3 separate regions of the Homo sapiens genome follow, and all the other regions are linked to region 1. Evidence: chromatin contacts called from ENCODE Hi-C or POLR2A ChIA-PET data. All regions are on one chromosome and are shown on one strand. The core of a region is the stretch at or near the end of the contact, and the rest is flanking DNA. Distances in the headings are between cores, read along the strand shown.

Region 1 (2,944 bases), core at 171-2,670:
TGGTTAGGTGGGTCCAGTTTCTTGGATATTTACAAGAGGATGCTTCATAAGTGTTATACATAAACCCAGCTGGTGTTTCTAAAGGTGGTTGTTTCTTCACAGTGTGCTGAATTTTGAAGCTTGATTTCCCATAATTCAGGAGCTTTTCAGATGACCAAGGCCTGCGATGTGTTTTGGGTCACAGTGTGGTGCTTATGAAGTCACTCCTACAGATAACACCGGAGTTGTGTGTCACTGTCTCAGTGGTTCCACTGTTTCTAACCACCAGGTGGCCACAGAGTCCCACATATATCCTCCCAGAAGAGCAGGAAAGGGGGTTGATAAAAGTGTTCTTCTGATGGGAAGTGTCCTATAAGGCCACCTTCACATGGTGACTAATGACCCCAACACCTCTGCAACATCCCCGATCACTTGGAGCACCTGAATGGATCAGCGGGAGCAGATCACTTCTTTTCTTCAGGGCAGGGGAACACACCTCCATGCACTTTCCAGTTAAGAACTAACAGGAATTAGTCACAAATGAAAACCTAAGTCCAAATGTTCAAAACAACATGCTACATAAAACAAAACCACCAGGGCCTACCTGCCAATACCTTGACCCAGAACTTCCTGCTGAGGAATAGAGGCAGAAAAGGCAGAAGCTCTCTGGGGAGCTCTTTGCCTGACTGTGACCCAAACCTTCTGTCCTGATGCAGAGGTGGAAAAGGCAGTTATTTCCCCCTGAAACACAAATCTCTTACCCACAGGGTAAAGACAGAAAACCTCTGTTCTAGAAAGGGAGAGCTGAAAAGGACACTCAAGCAAACTCCAAGACTTCAATCAACCAGTGTTTCTCTCAGAGTCAGTACTCGAAGGCTTCAGAGCTGGCCAGGCACCCAGTCCAGGAGGAATGTGGTGTGATCTGAGAGATGAAAATACATGCCCCCTTATAGACTAAGACAGACTGTAAGGTTAAGGAAACAAAAGTTAGCTACTTGTCCAGGGTTCAGGGCTCATCTGGCATGGCAACTTCCTGAATTCCTATGGCTACAGGAAAAACCACACTCTTGCTAAACTCCTTAACAATAGGAGCTAGCAAGCAAATTGTCAAAATCTTCCCAGCCCTTCTCAACTGGATTTACAAGCCAGATCACTAGAGCTCTGATGGGACAGAGGAGTGGCCTTCCATTCTTTCCTAATAAGCAACTGCAGATATCAAGCCAGTTTCAGCCATGTTACAGGGACTGCACACAAACCAACTTCGTGTCCAGTAGTTCACCTTTTGATATAAAGAGCCAATTTCTGCCTTATTTTATGCTAAAATCCCTTCCCCATCTGTGAAGATGGGGTGCATGTTACATATATGTTTACCCATTGCACATGAGCTCAATACTCCTCAGAAATGGTGTTTCCCCAAACCTACTGAATATGTATGACTCTATTGTGTGATACACACCCTGTGAGGCACAAAAACCAACCTGCCCTCTCTCTCTGTCTCTGAAGAGAAAGTGCCTCTTCAAAGACACACACCGGAGACTGTCACTTCCTGGACTGCAAACTTATATCACCAATAAAATTCTTACTACTATTTAGCCACCCTGGAGGACTTTGAGAGGACAGTCAGATGGTCAGAGATGAGTCAGTCTGAATCCTGCTCCCAGGGCCAAAAACATTGACATAGAAGGAAGGCGCTTAAGCACAAAATATGATTTAAAGAGTTTGTTTGAGCCAATGTGAATGTAGTTGCCCGGAAGGCTCAGACCCAAACAATATTGGATATCGGTTCTATTTGGCCTTTGTTACAAGCAGGTTTGTAAAGACCAAAAAGGGAGTCAGGGAGTTGGCTGGTAAAAAGTTGCTTGTCAGGAACTCCCAGTGGTTTACAGAAATAACATTGATTAGCTATACATTGTTCAGCTACAGGGAGTGAGAGATGGTGTCCAGAGCAGCATGTTTAGGTTACTTTATAGCTAACTGTGGCAATAGCAAGCAGTTTCAGTGGATGCATACATAGCTCAAAAGTGGGGAAGTGGCCGGTGGTGGTGGCTCATGCCTGTAATTCCAACACTTTGGGAGGCCGAGGTTGGCGGATCACCTGAGGTTAGGAGTTTGAGACCAGCCTGGCCAACATGAGGAAATCCCATCTCTACTAAAAAAAAAAAAGGCAGGCGTGGTGGTTCGCGACGTTAGTCCCAGCAACTCGGGAGGCTGTGGCAGGAGAATTGCTTGAACCTGGCTGGAGGAGGTTGCAGTGGGCCAAGATCCTGCCACTGAACTCCAACCTGGGCAACAGAGTGAGACTCCATCTCAATACAATAAAAAAAATATTTTTTAACTTAAAAAAATTTAGAAAGCAGGAAGTAGGATGTGGTTGCTCTCTCATTTTAATGCCTAGCTTTAGGCATGCTAAATTGAAAGCACTCATTTTCCTCACATGAAAAATTCTTTTCTTTTCTTTCTTTCTTTTTTTTTTTTTTTTTTTGGAGACACACTCTCACTGTGCCACCCATGCTAAAGTGAAGTGGCATGATCTCTGCTCACTGCAACCTCCACCTCCAGGGATCAAGCAATTCTCATGCCTCAGCCTCCCGAGTAGCTGGGATTACAGGCGCTAGGCACCATGCCTGGCTAATTTTTGAATTTTAGTAGAGATGGGGTTTCACCATGTTGGCCAGGCTGGTCTCGAACTCCTGACCTCAGATGATCCACCCGCCTCAGCATCACAAAGTGCTAGGATTACAGGTGTGAGCCACCATGCCCAGCCAAGACCATTAATTTAATCTATAGCTAAATCTATTCGTTTTTCATGTTACAAATTCAACAAGAAAAATTTTCCCTAATGAAACATCACATTTAAAGCTAAGTAGAAAAAAAATGTAATAGTGCCTTGCTGTGTCATCCAGGTGAGAGTGCACTGATGTAACCACAGCTGACCAGCCTAGAACTCTGGGCTCAGGCAGTCCTC
Region 2 (3,018 bases), core at 227-2,726, 87 kb after region 1:
TTCGAAACACCTGAATCAAACATTGATTCCCCTCCCCCTGCTATTTAAAACCGTGGGACGTCAGGCTTGGGTTGTAGGTAAAGAAAAGCCACAGTAATCAAACAAGCAACCAAAATACCCGAACACGGAACACGCTAAGAACAAAGGAAACACAAGAGTGTGAACAGGAAATGAAGCAACTCTACACCCATAAATACCTTCTGGGGCCGCCAACATAGGTAAAAGTAAAGGTGGAGTCTGAGTATCTGAATCTGAAACAGAAAGTCCTGTCAAAAGCTACCCCTGGAGTGGATTTGTTTTAACCCCGATCAGGACTTGGGCCCTCCATTTGGTGGAGTCAGGGGAGGCCTGGCCGGGCGGGAGGCGAGGGCTAGAGGGCGGCGAGGTCTCTCCGCGCAGCGTCCGAGGGGATGCGGCGCGCCCCCGACTGGGTGCAGCGGCAGGCCGCCCCCGGCAGCAAGTGCCGGGTGCCATGGCAACGGCGGGAATTTCCCGGTCGGGGAGGCCGGAAGCAGCCCCAGCCGGGCTCGCGGCAGCGAAAGCAAAATCCGATCTCTCTCCCGGGGGAGCAAAATGGACGAACGGCGACCCCCCAGGCAGGGGCGCTGGGTGCCTTGGGAATCCGAGGAATCCCTTCTCTTTGCCAGTCGGAGGGGACTAGATGGAGCCGAAGGGGCCGGAGATGGGCCGAGCGCTGCCCCCCGGGGGTCCTCGGCGCCGGGCGCAGCTTACGAGCGCAGGGCAGCAGGCTCCATTCCCGGCCGCCGCCGCTCAGCCCATTACGCAAACCTGGCGGGTCCAACCAACCCCGCTCTGCCGCCGCTGCTGGAACCCAGGAGGCGTGCTTGCAGGCTTCGGGCACTACGCGGGGCTGGAAATACCACGCACTGCCCCTTCGCCTAGACCCCCGCTCGGGCCACTCGGGTTCTGCCTTCAAAGCTAGTAGCTGCCCCAGACTTGGGGGTGGGGGGAGGGGAAGGGGCGAGGCTGGCGCCCCCTCCCGCTTTTGGCTCCCGCGTTCGTTGCAGCAGCTGTCGCCAAATGAACCCCGGAATGCGGACGTGCAAACCCTCCACCCCACCCCCAGCCACACACGTCGCGGTCGGAGAACTGAGAAGGGGGCGCTGGGTCCGAGGTTCTGGAAAAGCAAGAACTCACCTGCAAACAGGCAGTCCTCAGCTCTGGACTTCTGGATCACGACGTCGATATCCTTCTGAATTCGGTCTTGCCTTGAACACATCCCCATTAAATAAATCCTTGGAAAAGAAGCAGCCGCTATTTCCACCCCACCCCCCTCGCACGCTTTCAGCTTTCGTAAATATTCAGTTAAAAATGAAACCTCTGGCCGAGGCAGGGGCTGAAGGCCAACTGGTTTCGGAAGTGATCCTGGGTGAGAGGAGGAGAAGGAGGAGGAGGAGGAGGAGGTGGAGGAGGAGGGGGAGGTCGGCTTTCCATTTCCAGATGTGACCGCCCAGCTGCTGCTCGCCGCTGCTGGATTCCAGTTTCCTCCCCTTCTGGCGACGGATTGGTGATGACACCGAGTCTCACTTTCTCCTTCCCCCGCCCGGACCAACCGCCGTGGGGGGCCGAGGGTGCCGGGGACGGCCGGAGAGCGATCACCGGCTGGGCGGCGGGAGCCGACGAGGGGCGAGCCCCGCTCCGGCTCAAGCGCGCACACCCCTCACGGCCCGCACTCCGGCCTTCCACACCCGTGCACACTCTCGCCCGCGGGCGGCGGCAGCCGTGCCCAGGCTGCTGCAGCGCCACCCGCCCGCCGCGGACCCTCCGCGCCCTCCGCCTAGTCACCCGGCCCGGCCGCGGGCCGCCGGGGCTCGCAGAGTGTCAGCCATCCCGGGCAGGAGTCGCGTCTCCCCACCCCGACCTCCACTCGCGCCGGGAGCTGAGCGGCAGTGTAGGTAGTGAAGACTCCCTGGGGCTCCCAGCCTTCCCTCTCCGCGCTCTCCCCCCGTCACTTTTATGAATTCGACTCCACTTTCTAAAGGAATTATGAGTCTTGTGGCAAACACAAACCGGAGTGGCCGGGAAGGGGAAAAGGGGGGAAAAGAAAATCTTTAAAAATTAAAAAAATAATAAAACGAACAAATCTTTACTTGTTGCCACATCAGATAACACGGAAAAAGCCTTGAAATTACTCCAGATGTGCACCCTCCCCTTCCCTCAGTGCCTGAGTCTTTTTCCTCCAGATCGAAGTATTTCAGCCCTTTTGGGGCGCCGTTTGCGAAACACAGCCCCTTTTGAGGGACTTCCTCCTCTTGAAAAGACTCACCAGTTCTCCCTTCCTAGGTGTTTCTGTTCATGAGAAATTGTCAGAATCAACTGGCACGTTCCAGGGTCTTCCTAAAGGATGGAAACCTGTTTGGCTTGCTTTTTAAAACCACCTCCTTTGACAGTCAGTCCAGGGAAAGCTACAATCCAGGTGTTCAGAAATGAGATACTGCTCTGATTCTCACTTTCTGTTCTGCCTAAGGACACCTCAGGCTGACGTAGCTGCCCCACCTCTATATTGGTTTATGCCCTAGGAGAGGTCTCCAGCAGGCACTTTTCTTGTTGATCTTTTCTCCGCTGAGAAGGCTCCCGCCAGTAGACCATGACTCGTTTTGCTTTGCATTCTCAGTGCCACGTACAGTGCCTGGAATACAGGAGGGTGGCCTAAATGTTGGCTGAATGCATGAATGGTCATTTCTTGCAGCCTCTTTTCATTACCCTGTCTCATCAGCTTTCTTATCAGAATAAGTGCCCAAGAGTGCCAAACTGTTTCAGACCCTTAATCAATTTAGTTCTGATTCTGACCGTGACAACATGATGTTCAGCACGGTAGGAATGACTGCCATCTCTGAAGGAGTCTTAAGATTCTGTAGAATCAATGAAAGATTCTATGTTCTAACGCCTTTATCTTTCAGGAAAGAAATTACAAAATAGTTTCATTGTCCAGTCATATTCACTATGAGTTATAAGAGGAAACATTCTATCTAGAATTAGAAATACCATTTGACCCAG
Region 3 (2,851 bases), core at 124-2,623, 92 kb before region 1:
CCTATAGTAATTGCACCTCTAGCCTAAAGAAATATTTAGACCAGTGGCTGAAAATGCCCGTACAAGAATGACTAGAGCATTATATGTAATTATAAAAAAATCACAGAACCAATTTAACCTCAAAAGCATATGGAAAGGGCTAAATGAATGACAGTTAAAGAGAGAGAGAGAGAGAGAGAGGGAGAGGGAGAGAGAGAGAGAGAGAGAGAGAGAGAGAGAGAGAGAGAGAGAGAGAGAGAGAGAGAGAGAGAGAGAGAGAGCGGCGCGGTGGCTCACTCCTGTAATCCAGCACTTTGGGAGGCTGAGGCGGGCGGGTCACAAGGTCAGGAGATTGAGACCACCCTGGCCAACATGGTGAAACCCCGTCTCTACTAAAAATACAAAAATTAGCTGGGTGTGGTGGCGCGTGCCTATAATCCCAGCTACTCAGGGGGCTGAGGCAGGAGAATTGCTTGAACCAGAGAGTCGGAGGTTGCAGTGAGGCGAGATATCTTGCCACTGCACTCCAGCCTGGCCACAGAGCGAGACTCCATCTCAAAAAAAAAAAAAAAAAAAAGAGAGAGAGAGGGTTCCCAGAATCCTAGCGGACCTTGATTTACGTCCTCACGTCCTGCGCGACAGACGGAGGAGAGGAGGGTAAAGTTAGTCTCCCTCTGCCTTTCCATGATACCATGTGCTGGATAGAAGAAAGTTGCCAGCGGTTTAAGCATTTTTAAAATGCAAGAAATGCTCCATAGAACAGGCTCGAACCACCCACCTTCGGGCTTGGAAACAAGCACACCACCCAACTGAGACACACAGACAGACGACTCTCACTCTGGTATCACCATGCAGAGCAAGAGCCCATCCAACGTTAGGAGGAGCCACCGCCTTTTTTAGAACAACTGTGCAGGCTCTAAAGCCTCGGAAAACCTGAGAGGCGCATCTTGCTGGCTACGGTTGAAACCCGTGCATTGGGTGATTCCGAAGCTGGAAGGGCAGCGGAATGGCCTTCGCCCCGTCCTGACCCTCGCAGGCGTCAGACCCAGCATCCCAGGAAACGCCCGGGTCCGCGACTCCCTGGGCCTGAGCCGCGTGGGTCCCAGGGGAAGCAAGCAGAACGCCCCGTGGGCTCTAGTGATGGCTCTTCCCCTTCTTGGCTCCGCCTTCACCCGATTCTCTACTGCTGCTTGCGCTCCCCTCGCTCACCTCGGCCTCGGTCGGTGGGGCGGGAGAGAGGAGGGGTGAAAAGCAGAAATACGGAGAGGCCCCACAGAAGCAGAGGAGGTGCGGACCAGGACAGAGAGACCTCCCGAGAGAGGCTGGTGCAGGGAGGCCCAGGCTGGAGTGGAGGAGATGAGAATTGTTCTCATCACGTATGAAGATTGGGAGGAAGGGAGGGAAAAGCAGAGCGGGCATGAAAGAAAAGCGCGAGTCCCCTGTGGCTGTCTGGGAACGAATCCGCCTAATAATCGAAATCCATTGACGTCAAAAGGGCTAGAGCAAGCTCCGCCATCGCGGTTTAGCCTGTGGCTCGCCGTGATCGTATAGTGGTTAGTACTCTGCGTTGTGGCCGCAGCAACCTCGGTTCGAATCCGAGTCACGGCAATGTCGTTAGTCTAGGCTGTCAGCTCTTCCCTTTTGCTCCCGCAACCAGGCGCGTCAGGGGAAGGAAAAGAGACCTCACACCTTACTAACTTGGCGAGGAATCCAAGGGAAACCCTGGACGTGCTCCCTCCTGTTTCTGAGCCTCACGCAGCAAATAACCCAGTCGGCCCTGTTGGTGGCTTACACGAAGGCAATGGTGTGCTCAGAACCGTTCTTCCGGTCACTGGGGGCACGTCGGGGTAAGGAAAAGAGACCTCACAGCTCACTAACCTGGGGAGGAGTCCAAGGGAAACTCTGGACGTGCACCGTCCTGTCTCTGAGCCTCACAGAGCAAATAACCCAGTCAGCCCTGTTGGTGGTGGCTTACACGAAGGCAATGGTGTGCTCAGAACCTGTTTTCCAGTCACTGGGGCTGTTACACACGAAACGACAAGAAGCTTTTAATGACTTTAAACTCCAAACTCTTTGTTGTGGCCTACAATGGCTTGTCTCTGTGCCCGTCACCAAGTTTGTATGCCAACAGCAAAGTGTGAGGAAAGGCAATCTGGTGCCGGGGGTCTTTCCACCTCCACTCTGCCACGTAGGAATGGGCCTTGGGCCTGGAGCACTTCCTTCCTGAGAGATAAGGAGTCATCACAGCCTGTGCTGGACTCACCTCCTTGTGTGGGAGTATCTTTCCCCCGATCAGACTTGGTGTGTACCCCTTTGTTCCACTTAAGCATGTGCATCAACTGGCACCTGGCCAGCTGCTGTATCTGCCCCCCACTGAGGGGAGGAAGCGGGGGTCCTTTCTTCTGCTTCTCAAGAGGCTGTGTGTGCAGGCCAAATGGAGGGACCTGCTGGCCATGGGGGACCAACGCCCAAGACTGAAGCGGAGCCCACACCCCGCTCTGTCTCCTCTCTGTATGAATAATGTGTTGTTCTCCCGTCCAGTCTCTGACTGCCTTGTATTTCCTTGGCGACTCTGATACCAAGAGGCTAGGGCCAGAAGTGTTCAGACTCCTGCTGATAGGAAACCGATGCCACTTGCTGGACAAGATGAACGAAAATTCTTCTTGTATAGGTCTTTTTGTGGACACGTGCATTCATTTCCCTTGAGGAATACCAAGTACTGGAATTGTTGGATCATAGGGTAGGTGTAATATTAACTTTATTAGAAACGGCCAAATGGTTTCTTCCAGAATGCTTTCTCACCAGCAAGGAGAGTTCCACTGGCTGGACATCCTTGACAGCGCGTGGTGTTTACTGTTTTTTAAATACACCT

The links. Hi-C counts contacts between places; a loop is a spot of excess contacts on that map. ChIA-PET counts read pairs that join two places held with the same protein, here RNA polymerase II (POLR2A). Pooled maps may share reads with other maps.
Region 2: a pooled map shows a loop between it and region 1 (7-fold over the local background). The contact joins the promoter of LINC01138 here to the enhancer-like site in region 1. A Hi-C loop is called at or near these places in 7 of 50 pooled maps. POLR2A ChIA-PET finds 5 or more read pairs at or near these places in 8 of 52 experiments (CD4-positive, alpha-beta T cell, T-cell, activated B cell and 3 more).
Region 3: a loop to region 1 is called in a pooled map, with 5 times the contacts of the local background. The contact joins the promoter of LINC01731 here to the enhancer-like site in region 1. A Hi-C loop is called at or near these places in 1 of 168 maps with a recorded cell type or tissue (naive thymus-derived CD4-positive, alpha-beta T cell) and 4 of 50 pooled maps. POLR2A ChIA-PET finds 5 or more read pairs at or near these places in 3 of 52 experiments (activated CD4-positive, alpha-beta T cell, activated T-cell and activated naive CD4-positive, alpha-beta T cell).

Annotation. Positions count from the first base shown.
Region 1 is chr1:148,371,396-148,374,339 of GRCh38, forward strand. No RefSeq gene overlaps it. Among named protein-coding and RNA genes, the nearest start is that of RNVU1-1, 10 kb to the left of the region's middle. Within about 2 kb of position 1,421, at least 7 of the 41 ENCODE cell types and tissues checked have a DNase peak (open chromatin) inside an H3K27ac peak, as active enhancers do; they include CD4-positive, alpha-beta T cell, where a contact is called at or near this core.
Region 2 is chr1:148,458,444-148,461,461 of GRCh38, forward strand. LINC01138 (long intergenic non-protein coding RNA 1138) reads right to left here and starts at 1,477. Exons shown (of 3, transcript NR_104014.2): 1 at 1,159-1,477. RefSeq lists enhancers at 58-596, 155-314, 1,136-1,673.
Region 3 is chr1:148,279,850-148,282,700 of GRCh38, forward strand. It overlaps LINC01731 (long intergenic non-protein coding RNA 1731), which reads right to left and starts at 1,374. Exons shown (of 5, transcript NR_183739.1): 1 at 1,189-1,374. The region is part of intron 1 of LINC02806 (long intergenic non-protein coding RNA 2806); the gene reads left to right. It overlaps TRH-GTG1-3 (tRNA-His (anticodon GTG) 1-3), which reads left to right and starts at 1,516; the gene lies at 1,516-1,587.